3 separate regions of the Homo sapiens genome follow, and regions 1 and 2 are each linked to region 3. The links are chromatin contacts, found by Hi-C or POLR2A ChIA-PET in ENCODE. All regions are on one chromosome and are shown on one strand. Each heading gives the region's core, a stretch centred on a gene start or an enhancer-like site at or near the end of the contact. The rest is flanking DNA. Distances are from core to core; before and after follow the strand shown.

Region 1 (4,223 bases), core at 1,249-3,748, 380 kb after region 3:
TGCTTTCTTGGATTGATTTCTTTGATAGCCAAATCTGAAGACAAAGCATTTTTGTGTGCAAGGTCATCTGTGACACTCTCTTGCTATCTCCCTCATATCTTTGATTTGGGTACAAAGAATATCTTTTATCTTGTCAGCTTTGTGATTACCATTCATTCTAAGCTGGTGATTGGCTCCCCATGAGGATTGGTTGAAAAATTAGTGAAAAGAGGTTTACTGCAGTTAATATAGATCATTGTTGTTCTGATCTACAGCAGGCACATCAGTCTGTCTCAGGGATGAATCTGGGTAAATAGGCAAATTTGTATTCACTTCACAGCATTCAAGCAAATACGAAGCTGCTCTCCCCAACACTGATCCATCACCAGTCTAAAAATATCCACTGGTAAGCCTTGGACACGTTATGTATCTCAGGAGAAGGGAAGCAGAGAAAGCTGGGAAAATAACCAGGCATCAAATAAAAATGAAATAGAATTTAAACACAAAACCCTATAAAAAAAGAGATTATGTAGTACCATGAATGAGTTTTTGATATGACCCCAGGTGTTGGTTTCTATAGTAATTATTATTTGATTCTCTGGCATAAATATTAAATGTCTGCCCAATATACAAAATGTGTACTTTGCTTTTTTTTTTTTTTTTTTAGATGGAGTCTTGCTCTGTCGCCCAGGCTGGAGTACAGTGGCACTATCTTGGCTCACTGAAACCTCTGCCTCCCAGGTTCAAGTGATTATCTTGCCTCAGCCTCCCAAGTAGCTAGGATTACAGGCGCGTGCCGCTGTGCCTGGCTAATTTTTTGTGTTTTTAGTAGAGACGGGGTTTCACCATGCTGGCCAGGCTGGTCTCAAACTCCTGGCCTCAACCAACCCGCCCACCTCAGCTTCCCAAAGTGCTGGGATTACAGGTGTGAGCCACCGCTCCCAGCCTGTACTTTGCTATTTTAATTATAAATTGTCTAAAATGGTTTCCTGTCTTTGGAAGCATATTTTTGGTATTTTGGGTTTTTTGTTTTTACTTAAGTAAAAAAATTAATATAAAATAAATTACATAAATACATAATTTATAATTAAACAAATGAAGAAATAATTGAATAATTGAATGATAAAGGACAGCTCTTCCTTACAGTAGAATCCCAGCTAATAAATGTAGAAAGCTATAATTATTCTATATCCATAAATGTTTTTTAATGTGGAAGAAATGATAGAAATTAGCCAGCTGTGATGACTTGCTTGTAGTCCCAGCTACTCGGGAAGCTGAGGCAGGAGGATCACTTGAGCCCAGTAGTTCAAGGCTGTAGTGCACTATGGTCACAGTGAATAGCCACTGCATTCCAGCATGGAAACATAGCAAGACCCTACCTCTAAAAAACAAAACAAAAAAAAACTTTATGTGAATTTATTTTGGTATATAATTAAATATTATTAGCTGCAGAAGACCAGCATTTTTTCTTTCAGTGGGGTCTCTAACCTACCTGCATCAGAATTGGTTGGAATGTTTATTAAAATACAGATTCCTAGTTCCTACCCCAAACTAGCTGAATCAGAATTCTAGTGACAGGGCCCTGGGATCTGCAGTTTTCAAAAATATTCCCACGTGAGGCCGGGCGTGGTGGCTCACACCTGGAATCCCAGCACTTTGGGAGGCTGAGGCGGGCGGATCGCCTGAGGTCAGGAGTTCGAGACCAGCCTGACCAACATGGAGAAACCCTATCTCTACTAAAAATACAAAAAAATTAGCCAGGCATGGTGGCAGACGCCTGTAATCCCAGCTACTCGGGAAGCAAGGCTGAGGCAGGAGAATCGCTTGAACCCGGGAGGCGGAGGTTGCAGTGAGCCAAGATCGTGCCATTGCACTCCAGCCAGGGCAACAAGAGCGAAAAGTAACCAACAGAAGTATACAATATCAATACTTTCTTTACCTGAGAATTGATGGTAATAATATAGTTTTCATATTATTATGATATATAGGATATATATATCCTATATATCCTATATATCATATATAGGATATATAGGATATATATCTCTCTCATATATATATCTCTCATATATATATATATATATATATATATATGAGACGAGGCCTGAATCTAATAGCAAATGAAAACAAAGTATATACTTTAAAAAAAGATTTATGTTGAAGTTAACTTTATTTTTATGGATGGGATGAATGGATTATTGTGTTTTTTTGTAGACTACTGGGAATTGCCTAATAATTTACACACAGAGTAAGATGTCCTTTCACATGTACTGTGACCATATTTTTTTACAGCAAAAATAGTACAACCGTAGGAGTAGTGTAATATTTGAAATCAGAATGGTAAAAAAAAAAATCTAGGACATGTGATTGATACACACACACACACACACACACACACACACAGACTAAATGCGTGTGTGCCCATGTGTATGTGAATGCACGTGCACCCTTCTGGCCTGCATTTGGGCATGGTCTGGCAATTTCATCTTTCGTCACCAGGTGGCGCTTTGCCGATGTGATGTGCTGGTAAAAGGAAGCTGATGAGCACCAGGGTCAAAAGCCAAAGAGGAGTTGCTCACGTAACACACAGAGCCTTCGTCAGCAAACGCCTGAGGTCCACCAAAAGAGGTCTTCTGGCTGAGCCCAACTCTACTTCCATTCTGGGTTTGAGATGTTTGGGATTTAAGTTATTCTCAGATTCAGGCTTACTTCAGGACAGACACAGCAGCCCAGTCCCAGGAGGATGTTGTATCCAAGCATGCAGGGCACCAGATGCAAGCTTGACGCCCCTTTACAGATGGAACTAAGAGAGGTTTGCTTGACTCTTCACTGTGTCCCTCAGGCCTAGTTCAGTACTCAGGATATAGTGAGAGTGCTGAATGAATGGGTAAATGTCTTTGTTTTTTGAAAATTATTTATTTATTTATTCTTTTTTTTTTTTTTTTTTGAGACAGAGTCTCACTCGGTCACCCAGGCTGGAGTGCAGTGGTGTGATCTCAGCTCACTGCAACCTCTGCCTCCTGGGTTCAAGTGATTCTCCTGCCTCAGCCTTCTGAGTAACTGGGAGTACAGGCACACGCCACCACACCCAGCTGATTTTTGTATTTTTAGTAGAGATGAGGTTTCACCATGTTGGCCAGCCTGGTCTCAAACTCTGGACCTCAGGTGATCTGCCTGTCTCGGCTTCCCAAAGTGCTGGGATTAGATGTGAGCCACCGCACCCGACCATTTTTTGAAAACAATTTAGTGAAGAAGTCGCCATATTTTAGAACTATCTGGCAGTAACACATCTTTGAGCATCTTGGGTGGAAGGTAAACGCTGACTGACGTATCCATTGTGGCTGTGGCTGCTGGCAGTGTTCTCTGACATCACCCTGCCCTCAGTGTACATTTGTATCTTCTGCAGGTACTGTTAGATCTTATAGACAAAGATTTTGTCATACTGTGCTCCAAGAAAGCTCTTCTCTAAGAAGACCTTAGATACTCCTGTTAAAGATAGAAAGGAGTGTGGTGCGTGGTATGATTTTGTACATACTGCCATCTAAGCATAGGGCGCCATTGGAGATTTTTGGCTAGCTTCCAGAACCTTCACAGAATTCAGTACTGTTTGCCATGATGGTATAACTTTCAGACTCCCCGAACTCTGCTCAGGTCCCTGGAACACTCCTAGGATTAGAAGAGCCTGTAGACTTGCCCTACAGTAGAAGCAGTGCAATAGAGTATGGCTTTTGGAGTCAGATGTACCTGGGTTCAAATTGTGGTTCTGCTGCTCATTAGCTCTGGGACCCTGGATGATTACGTGAATCTTTTGAGTCTCGGTTTCTTTATCTGTAGAATGTCAGTTTGTTTAACTGACATTCTTCATTTTTCAGTCGGCTACTGTATTTCTCCGGCATGTTGGACTGTCCTCCAGCATACACACGGAACTTACAGGCTGGTGAGAGGGGCAGGCATGTTGTTCCTTTCGAGAATGTGAAATAAGAGCATACCTAAACTAGAGCTGGATGGCGGTGATGGCCGCACGATAATGCGAATGTGAATGTTACTTAATGCCGCTGAACTGTATACTTGAATATGATTGAGATAGTAAATTTCATGTTATGTGTATTTTACCAAGATAAAAATAAAAAGACCAGGTGTGGTGGCTTACACCTCTAATCCCCGCACTTTGGGAAGCTGAGGCGAGAAGATCACTTGAACTCAAGAGTTTGAGACCAGCCTGGGCAACATAGTAAAACCCCATC
Region 2 (3,733 bases), core at 89-2,588, 280 kb before region 3:
GAGAGAGAGGGAGGGAGAGGCAAAGAGGGAGAGACAGAGAGGCAGAGAGAGGTGGGGGGAGGGAGAGAGAGGCAGAGAGAGAGAGGAAAAGAGAGAGGGAGAAAGAGGGAGAGACAGAGAGGCGGAGAGAGAGAGAGAGGAAAGAGAGGCAGAGAGAGATAGAGACAGAGAGGGAGAGAGAGACAGGGAGAGGGACAGAGAGAGAGAGGGAGGGACAGAGAGAGAGAGGGAGGGACAGAGAGGCAGAGAAAGAGAGGCAGAGAGAGAGAGAGAGAAGCAGAGAGTGGGAGAGACAGAGAGGCAGAGAGAGAGTCGGGGGAGAAACAGAGGGAGAGAGGAGAAAAGAGACAGAAATAGAGAGAGACAGAGAGGGAACAAGAGGGCGGGGAGAGGAGAGAAAGAGACTGACTGAGGGAACAGAGGGAGTCAGGGAGAGAAAGAGGGAGAAAAGGAGAGAGAGGAAGAGACAGGTGGGGAGAGAGGGAGGTAGAAAAGAAGAGAGGGAGGAAGGGACAGAGAGCTTGGCTCAGGGAGGCCAACAAGACTGTTTTACCAGGAACACAGTGATGAGAACAGAGCTCTGGTCTGGAGGGGCTGATGCTCCCTGTGGAAGTCCAGCTCTGGTCTGGAGGGGCTGCGTGCTCTCTACAAGGAAGACGACGTGCTGTGCTAGTGAGTGTTGGGACAAGACCTCTTTGAGGAGGTAACACTGAATTCAGACTGGAGTGAGGAGGAGACACAAAGGTGCCAGGGAGGTAGTTCCAAGCAGCAAATGCAGGAGCCCTGGGAGGGGTCAGCACTGGGCAACTAGAAGGGGAAGGAGGAGATGGGGTGGGAGGGCTGGGCAGGCCAGACCACAGAGCAGCTGGGATGGATTCTGGTTGCAGTTAGGGGTGCAGGGAGCGAGGTGCTGGGATTTGTGCTGTAGCCGGGTCACTCTGGCTGCTGGGCTGGGGGACACGGGACAGGAGTGGGGAGGCAGAGAGCTGGGAGGGCCAGCCTGATCCGGAGTGGGCTGAGGCAGTGGGGGTGGAGGGAAGTGTAGGTTGGGATATGTCTGGAGGGACGAGCCCAGGTGACTGGCTCAGGGCAGGAGAAAGAAGGAAACAAATGCAACTCCTGAATCTGGAGGCTGAGCAGTGGCAGGTGCCGTTCTCTGCGATGGGGAAGGTGGGATCAGAGAATTTTCACGTGCTCAATCCATGTGCCTATGAGGCACCCAGGAGAGGTGTCAAGAAGAGATGGATCTCATGGGGGCTCAGGGGAGGTGTCAGCGCAGGGAACAGAAATGCAGAAGACAGCGGCAGATGCTCTACAAAGGCACGGCACAGGTATTAACAGCCTCCTAGGAGGCGCTGTCCAACACCGCAGCCAGCAGCCAGCAGCCACTGTGGCTATTTACATTTAAATTCATTAAAATGAAACTAAAAGGAAACCTCAGGCCGGATGCAGTGGCTCAAGCCTGTAATCCCAGCACTTTGAGAGGCCGAGGTGGGTGGATCATCTGAGGTCAGGAGTTAGAGACCAGCCTGGCCAACATGGTGAAACTGTCTCTACTAAAAATACAAAAATTAGCTGGACATGGTGGCATGCACCTGTAATCCCAGCTACTCAGGAGGCTGGGGCAGGGGAGAATTGCTTGAACCCAGGAGGCAGAGGTAGCAGTGAGCCGAGATCATACCACTACACTACAGCCTGGGTGACAGAGGGAGACACTCCATCTCAAAAAAAAAAAAAAGAAAGGAAAAAAAAGGAAACCGGTTTCTCAGTCACACTGACCACCTTGCACGTGGCTCATGGCTACTGTGTTGCACAGCACAGAGAGAACATCTCCAACATGGCAGAAAAATCTGTTGGGGCCGGGCATGGTGGCTCACGCCTATAATCCCAACACGTTGGGAGGCGGAGGCAGGCAGATCACTTCAGCCCAAGAGTTTGAGACCAGCCTGGGCAACATACTGAGACCCCCATCTCTACAAAAAATAAAAAATTAGCCCAACACAGTGGTGCATGCTTGCAGTCCCAGCTGCTCAGGAGGTTGAGGCATCAGTGAGCAGTAACTGTGCCACCGCACTCCAGCCTGGATGACAGAGCAAGACCCTGTCTCAAAAACAAAAAAAAAAGCACCTCTGTTGGACCATGCTAAGATAGAAAAGACAGCCAAGAGCTGAGCCAGGCACAGGCCAGCATTGAGTGCTCAGAAACGACACCTGAAAAATGTGCTGTCTGGGGGGCCTGGAGCTGAGAGGTGACGTCGCTCATCAGAGACCTTGTCAAAGGCCAGTTCAGTGAAGAGCGGAGAGGACTGAAGTGAGCGGAGGGGAGGAAGTGTAGACCATGAGAGGAAAGAAATAAGCATCAGGCCGGGCGCTGTGGCTCATGCCTGTAATCCCAGCACTTTGGGAGGCTAAGGCAGGCAGATCAAGAGGTCAGGAGTTCGAGACCAGCCTGGCCAACATGCGAAACCCCGTCTCTAGTAAAAATACAAAAATTATCCAGGTGCAGTGGCGCGTACCTGTAGTCCCAGCCCCTCGGCGCAGGAAAATCACTTGAACCCAGGAGGTGGAGGTTGCAGTAAGCCGAGATGGTGCCACTGCAGTCCAGTCTGGGCAACAGAGCAAGACTCTGTCTCGAAGGGAAAAAAAAAAAAAAAGAAGCATCAGCTCAAGGGTGGTCACCTAGGACGTGTCATCATCACAGGAGGAAGGACTGGAGTCTTCAGGCCTCTATGCCATTGACTGTTCACGGCCTGGCTGACCCCTTTCTCAGGATGTCCTACAACAGCCGGAGCCCAGAGGACAGAGCCCAGGCTGAGAGTCAGCAAGCGGAGGGAGCACTCTGCCCTGAAGCCTGGGCTCACTCCCTGCACTGTGAGTTAAAGATGGCACTGAGCTGTCTTTCTGCTTATTCTAGATCCAGTTTCACTGGCGCTGGCCATGTCCAAGGCCAGGCCCTGAGCTCACCAGCTGAAATGGAACCTGTCTCAGGGGGTCCAGGCCAGCAGAGCCATTTCAACAGGGTCAAGCCTTCTCAGCCCAGAGCAGACCCCAGAAGCAAAGGGCTCCCACTCCAGGGCCCTGTGACAAGGCTCTGAGCCACTTCCTTCCACCGTGTGCTCAGGGCGAAGGTGGACAGCCCCAGACAGGGCCCGGGCATTCTTTGGGTGGCCTCCTACGTCTTTCCTCTGTGCCCCTTCCCTGCTGTCTCTTTGTGTGTCTGAATTTCCTCTTCTTTTCTTTCCTTTTTTTTTTTTTGAAACAGAATCTCACTCTGTTGCCCAGGCTGGAGAGTAGTGGCGTGATCTCAGCTCACTGGAAACTCCGCCTCCCAGGTTCAAGCAATTCTGTCTCAGCCTCTCGAGTATCTGGGATTACAGGCACGTGCCACCACGCCCGGCTAATTTTTGTATTTTTAGTAGAGACGGGGTTTCACCATGTTGGCCACGCTGGTCTGGAACTCCTGACCTCAGGTGATCCACCCACCTCGGCCTCCCAAAGTGCTGGGATTACAGGCGTGAGCCACCATGCCTGGCCTGAATTTCCTCTTTTTATAAGGACACCAGTGAGACTGGATTATTGCCCGCTGAGCCTCATTTTAACTTAATCACCTCTTTAAAGGCCGCATCTTTAAATACACTCACATTCTGAAGTACAGGGGTTAGGGATTCACTATGAGTTAGTTTTTTTTTTAAGAGATGAGATTTTACTATGTTGGCCAGGCTGGCCTCAAACTC
Region 3 (3,971 bases), core at 146-2,645:
CCATTATCTGGGCAATCGTAACCCTGGAAGACCAACACATCCCCAAAACTAACAAACCAATACTTAAAGAGGACCATAAGCATATTCAAGTCTATGAAAGTACTAAAAATCTCACCATTTACAGAAATTTCATCATGAAGATCCTTACACTTAACACCTTAAGGTGATGAGTTTTCACATGACTGTTTTCAAGGCCACAGCCACCACCTTTAATCTAAAAGAGAAGGATAACAGGCTTCATTCTAACAGAAACCACCTTAAGGTTTATTCTCCAGATTTGTATTAAACAGCTGAGCCTCAGCAAGTCAGACCTCCTCACAAAAGATACCATTTCAGACAGGGATAACTTTAAATCATCCTCAGCTCAGCCAATAACAAAGATTCCTAAATCCTAGCGATCCAAAATTCATTTGCCATGTCTCTTTCATCCCTGCATGCCCTAACGAGGATCCACGCTGGTTACAATGACACCTAGTGGCCCCAAATCACACGGGCAAAGACGCTACTCATTTTTATCATTAAAATAATTAGCATTCTGAATTTTGAGTAATTTCTTACCATAGCTGGCTTGTATGTCAACACGTATTCTCATACTTGAACTTCAGAATAAAGCAGGAGGTGAATGTATGTGATGGCACCAACTGTGCTTTCTCATTTCTAGTGACCACTCAGGCCCTGCCTGCACCCACTCTTACTCATGTTAAGGGCTCCATCTATTACTCTGATCCTTCAACCTGGAGCTCTGCTTTTCACCGTCTCTGCAGATGCCAAACAAAGAAAGGCCTCTGGGGGAGGAAAAAAGGCTCGTTGTTAAAACTACGGCTTTCCAGAAGTTTACAATCCTATTGACTCCTATCTGTAAAGCTAAATATGAACTACCGATTGGGGCCGTCCTCAAGACACTCCAAGCGGAATCACGTCTTCACACGTTAACACTCCTGATGCTGAATTAAGAACCACCATCGTCAGAGTCTGCCCGTGCGCGGGCACCGAAGACCCCTGGGCATGACGCTCAGCACACGCGCGGCGGAGGCGCACGGGGCTGCCCAGGTTGTTAGGCGCTCTCCCCCGCAGAAGCCGGCCCTATGACGCCGAGGACGGGCTTGAGCTCTCTCCCTTCACATAGTAACATTTTCTCAACGTTTGGAAAGCATTTTCTCATCCAGTACTTTTAACCCTCCTAACCACCCTATGAGGGAGAAACCGAGATTATCGTCACCACTTCGTCTCTGAGGAAGGGAAGCCAAGTATGTTAGTGTCGTGTCAAGGAAGACCCCGTTTTCCCACCCAGGCAGCCTTACCATCATCACTAAAGGCCTGAGACTGCTCGCCGTGCTCAACACCGACTGGAGTGGCCATGTCTTCCAGCCACGCGGCCGACCTCGAAAAGAACGCGAGACCGCCCCTGCGCGCAAGTCTTCTCGGCAATCTCTCCGGAACTCTCGCGATGTTGAGAAAGGGCTGGTGGGAAATGTAGTTCAAAACTACGGCGGCTGGGGGCTGGCCGCGTCCTCAGCGCGACCCTGGAGCTGGGGGTAAGATGGTGGCCGCCACCAGGGGCAGTGGAGGGTCCGGAGTGGGAAACCAGGCCTGTGAAGAACCACGGCTGTCAGAAAACGAAGCTGGAGGTTCACTTCTGCCAGAAAGTCATTGAGCTTCAACACAGTTTGTCCCTGGTCGAGACTGGGGAAGCACAGAAAGTTCGAGGGGGCAGGGACAGATGAGGAAACCGGGGCTTGGCCGAGTATCTTTGTTAATTGCTCTGCGGATTTTATTTGGGGGAGGATAGGGGCATTTGGGGTGGTTCGCTGGGTTAGTGAAGAGGAGAGATTCCGAGGGAATCGTTCAACCTCCTGCTCAGGTGTTTTTAAGTTTGGGGCGAGGCCGGTGAAGCCGAGGCGCGGGCGGCAAGGAGCGCTGGAGAGCGACGGGGCTCGGCCTCCGCGGCTGCCCAGGGGCCCGGGGCATTCCGAGAAGAGAAAAAAAGGCAAGTGTCACGAGCTGAATTACGAAAAGAACGGAGAATGATGTAACACCCACTGCTCTTCTGAGTGTTATTTTTCAGGCAAACACCTTGGCTTCATTTTTTTTTGTTTCTGGGTTTTTTTGGTTTGTTTTTGAGATAAGGTTTCACCCTGGCACGCAGGCTGGAGTGCAGTGGTGCAATCATAACTTATTGTAGCCTGGACCTCCCGGGCTCAAGTGATCCTCCCGCCTCAGCCTCCTGAGTGGCCGGGACGACAGGCGAGCGCCACCACGCCCAGCTGATTATTTTTATTTTGCAGAGATGAGGTCTCACTATGTTGCCCGGGTTGGTCTCAAACTCCTGGCCTCAAGCAGTCCTCCTGTTTTGGCCTCCCAAAGTGCTGGGATTACAAAGGTGAGCCACTGCGCCCGGTCTGGCTTCGTTTTTGAAATAAAAATAAGGCAAAAACGACATCAACAATCAGGGCCAGAATTTGCACCTATTTGAAAGCTAGTTTAAGTTTGCAAGACCGAGAGCCTTTTCTCCATTCCAGTCTCCCTGTTCTCATCCACCCATTAACAGTGATCTCTGTGGCCTTCGGTGTGGGTTATATTGTCCTGCAGATGGTAATATGTTGCAGATACTTATCTTCAAATTACCACATTTGCTTATGTTTACCTCCTTTCATTTGATTGTAAGCTCTTCAAGAGCAGAAGTCTCTTTTTATTATTATTATTATTTTTTTTTTTTTTTTTTTTTGAGATGGACTTTTGCTCTTGTTGCCCAGGCTGGAATGCAATGGCACGATCTCGGCTCACGGCAACCTCCGCCTCCCAAGCTCAAGTGATTCTCCTGCCTCAGCCTCCTGAGTAGCTGGGATTACAGGCATGCGCCACCACGCCCAGCTAATTTTGTATTTTTAGTAGAGATGGGGTTTCTCCATGTTAGGCTGTTCTCAAACTCCTGACCTCAGGTGATCCACCCGTCTCAGCCTCCCAAAGTGCTGGGATTACAGGCGTGAGCCACCACGCCCAGCCTCTTTTTATTTTTATTTTTTTCTTTTTAATTTCTTAACAGTGCAGGGTTTGGTATTTACCTGCTATGCTCACAGTAAGTCTTCAGCAAATAATCATTAATTCATTCAGCAGTAATTCTGGCCATTAGGTTTCTCTACCTTACCCTTGAAGACACGTTATTTTGTGTAATACTGAAAGGAAGAATGTGTTCTATCCCTGCAAACATAGTTCCTTTCATTTGAGACTTACAGTGGGAATTCTAAGTGTGGAATTTCCCAAAAGCTGCTAGCGGGCTGGTGACCTACTGTAGACAAGATAGTAATGATAGCTAATACTTCATAGCACTTACCAGGTGCCATTCCCTATACTGGTTTCTGTACATGTATGAACTCGTTTAATCCTCACAATGCGATGAAGTACTACTGTCAGAGGCATTGGAACCAGAAAACTCCATCTTGAATAGGAGCTGGGTGAAACGAGGCTGAAACCTACTGGGCTGCATTCCCGGACGGTTAAGGCATTCTAAGTCACAGGATGAGACAGGAGGTCGGCACAAGATACAGGCCATAAAGACCTTGCTGATAAAACAGTTTGCAGTAAATAAGCCCACCAAAACCAAAACCAAGATGGCGATGAGAGTGACCTCTGGTCGTCCTCACTGCTACACTCCCACCAGCGCCATGACAGTTTACAAATGCCATGGCAACATCAGGAAGTTACCCTATGTGGTCTAAAAATGGGAGGCGTAAATAATCCACCCCTTGTTTAGGATATAATCAAGAAATAACCATAAAAATGGGCAACCAGCAGCCCTCAGGGCTGCTCTGTGGAGTAGCCTTTTTTTTTTTTTTTTTTTTGAGACAGAGTCTCGCTCTGTCACCCAGGCTGCAGTGGTGCTGCTGTCTCGGCTCACTGCAGCCTCCACCTCCTGGGTTCAAGCAATTCTCCTGCTTCAGCCTCCCGAGTAGCTGGATTACAGGCGCACGCCA

The links. A loop is a pair of places that touch in the nucleus more often than their neighbours do. ChIA-PET counts read pairs that join two places held with the same protein, here RNA polymerase II (POLR2A). Pooled maps may share reads with other maps.
Region 1: a map of gastrocnemius medialis shows a loop between it and region 3 (36-fold over the local background). The contact joins the enhancer-like site here to the promoter of SNHG16 in region 3. A Hi-C loop is called at or near these places in 1 of 168 maps with a recorded cell type or tissue (gastrocnemius medialis) and 1 of 50 pooled maps. POLR2A ChIA-PET finds 5 or more read pairs at or near these places in 2 of 52 experiments (activated CD4-positive, alpha-beta T cell and activated naive CD4-positive, alpha-beta T cell).
Region 2: a pooled map shows a loop between it and region 3 (19-fold over the local background). The contact joins the enhancer-like site here to the promoter of SNHG16 in region 3. A Hi-C loop is called at or near these places in 4 of 50 pooled maps. POLR2A ChIA-PET finds 5 or more read pairs at or near these places in 2 of 52 experiments (H1 and activated T-cell).

Annotation. Positions count from the first base shown.
Region 1 is chr17:76,180,611-76,184,833 of GRCh38, reverse strand. The region is part of intron 2 of RNF157 (ring finger protein 157); the gene reads left to right. Among named protein-coding and RNA genes, the nearest start is that of FOXJ1, 41 kb to the right of the region's middle. Within about 2 kb of position 2,498, at least 2 of the 41 ENCODE cell types and tissues checked have a DNase peak (open chromatin) inside an H3K27ac peak, as active enhancers do.
Region 2 is chr17:76,837,530-76,841,262 of GRCh38, reverse strand. No RefSeq gene overlaps it. Among named protein-coding and RNA genes, the nearest start is that of LINC00868, 17 kb to the left of the region's middle. RefSeq lists enhancers at 1,227-1,276, 1,387-1,446, 1,697-1,746, 2,387-3,111 and a silencer at 1,460-1,655. Within about 2 kb of position 1,338, at least 2 of the 41 ENCODE cell types and tissues checked have a DNase peak (open chromatin) inside an H3K27ac peak, as active enhancers do.
Region 3 is chr17:76,555,188-76,559,158 of GRCh38, reverse strand. It overlaps SNHG16 (small nucleolar RNA host gene 16), which reads right to left and starts at 1,395. Exons shown (of 3, transcript NR_038111.1): 1 at 1,302-1,395. SNORD1C (small nucleolar RNA, C/D box 1C) reads right to left here and starts at 369; the gene lies at 290-369. RefSeq lists enhancers at 173-974, 1,315-1,574, 975-1,775, 2,265-2,364.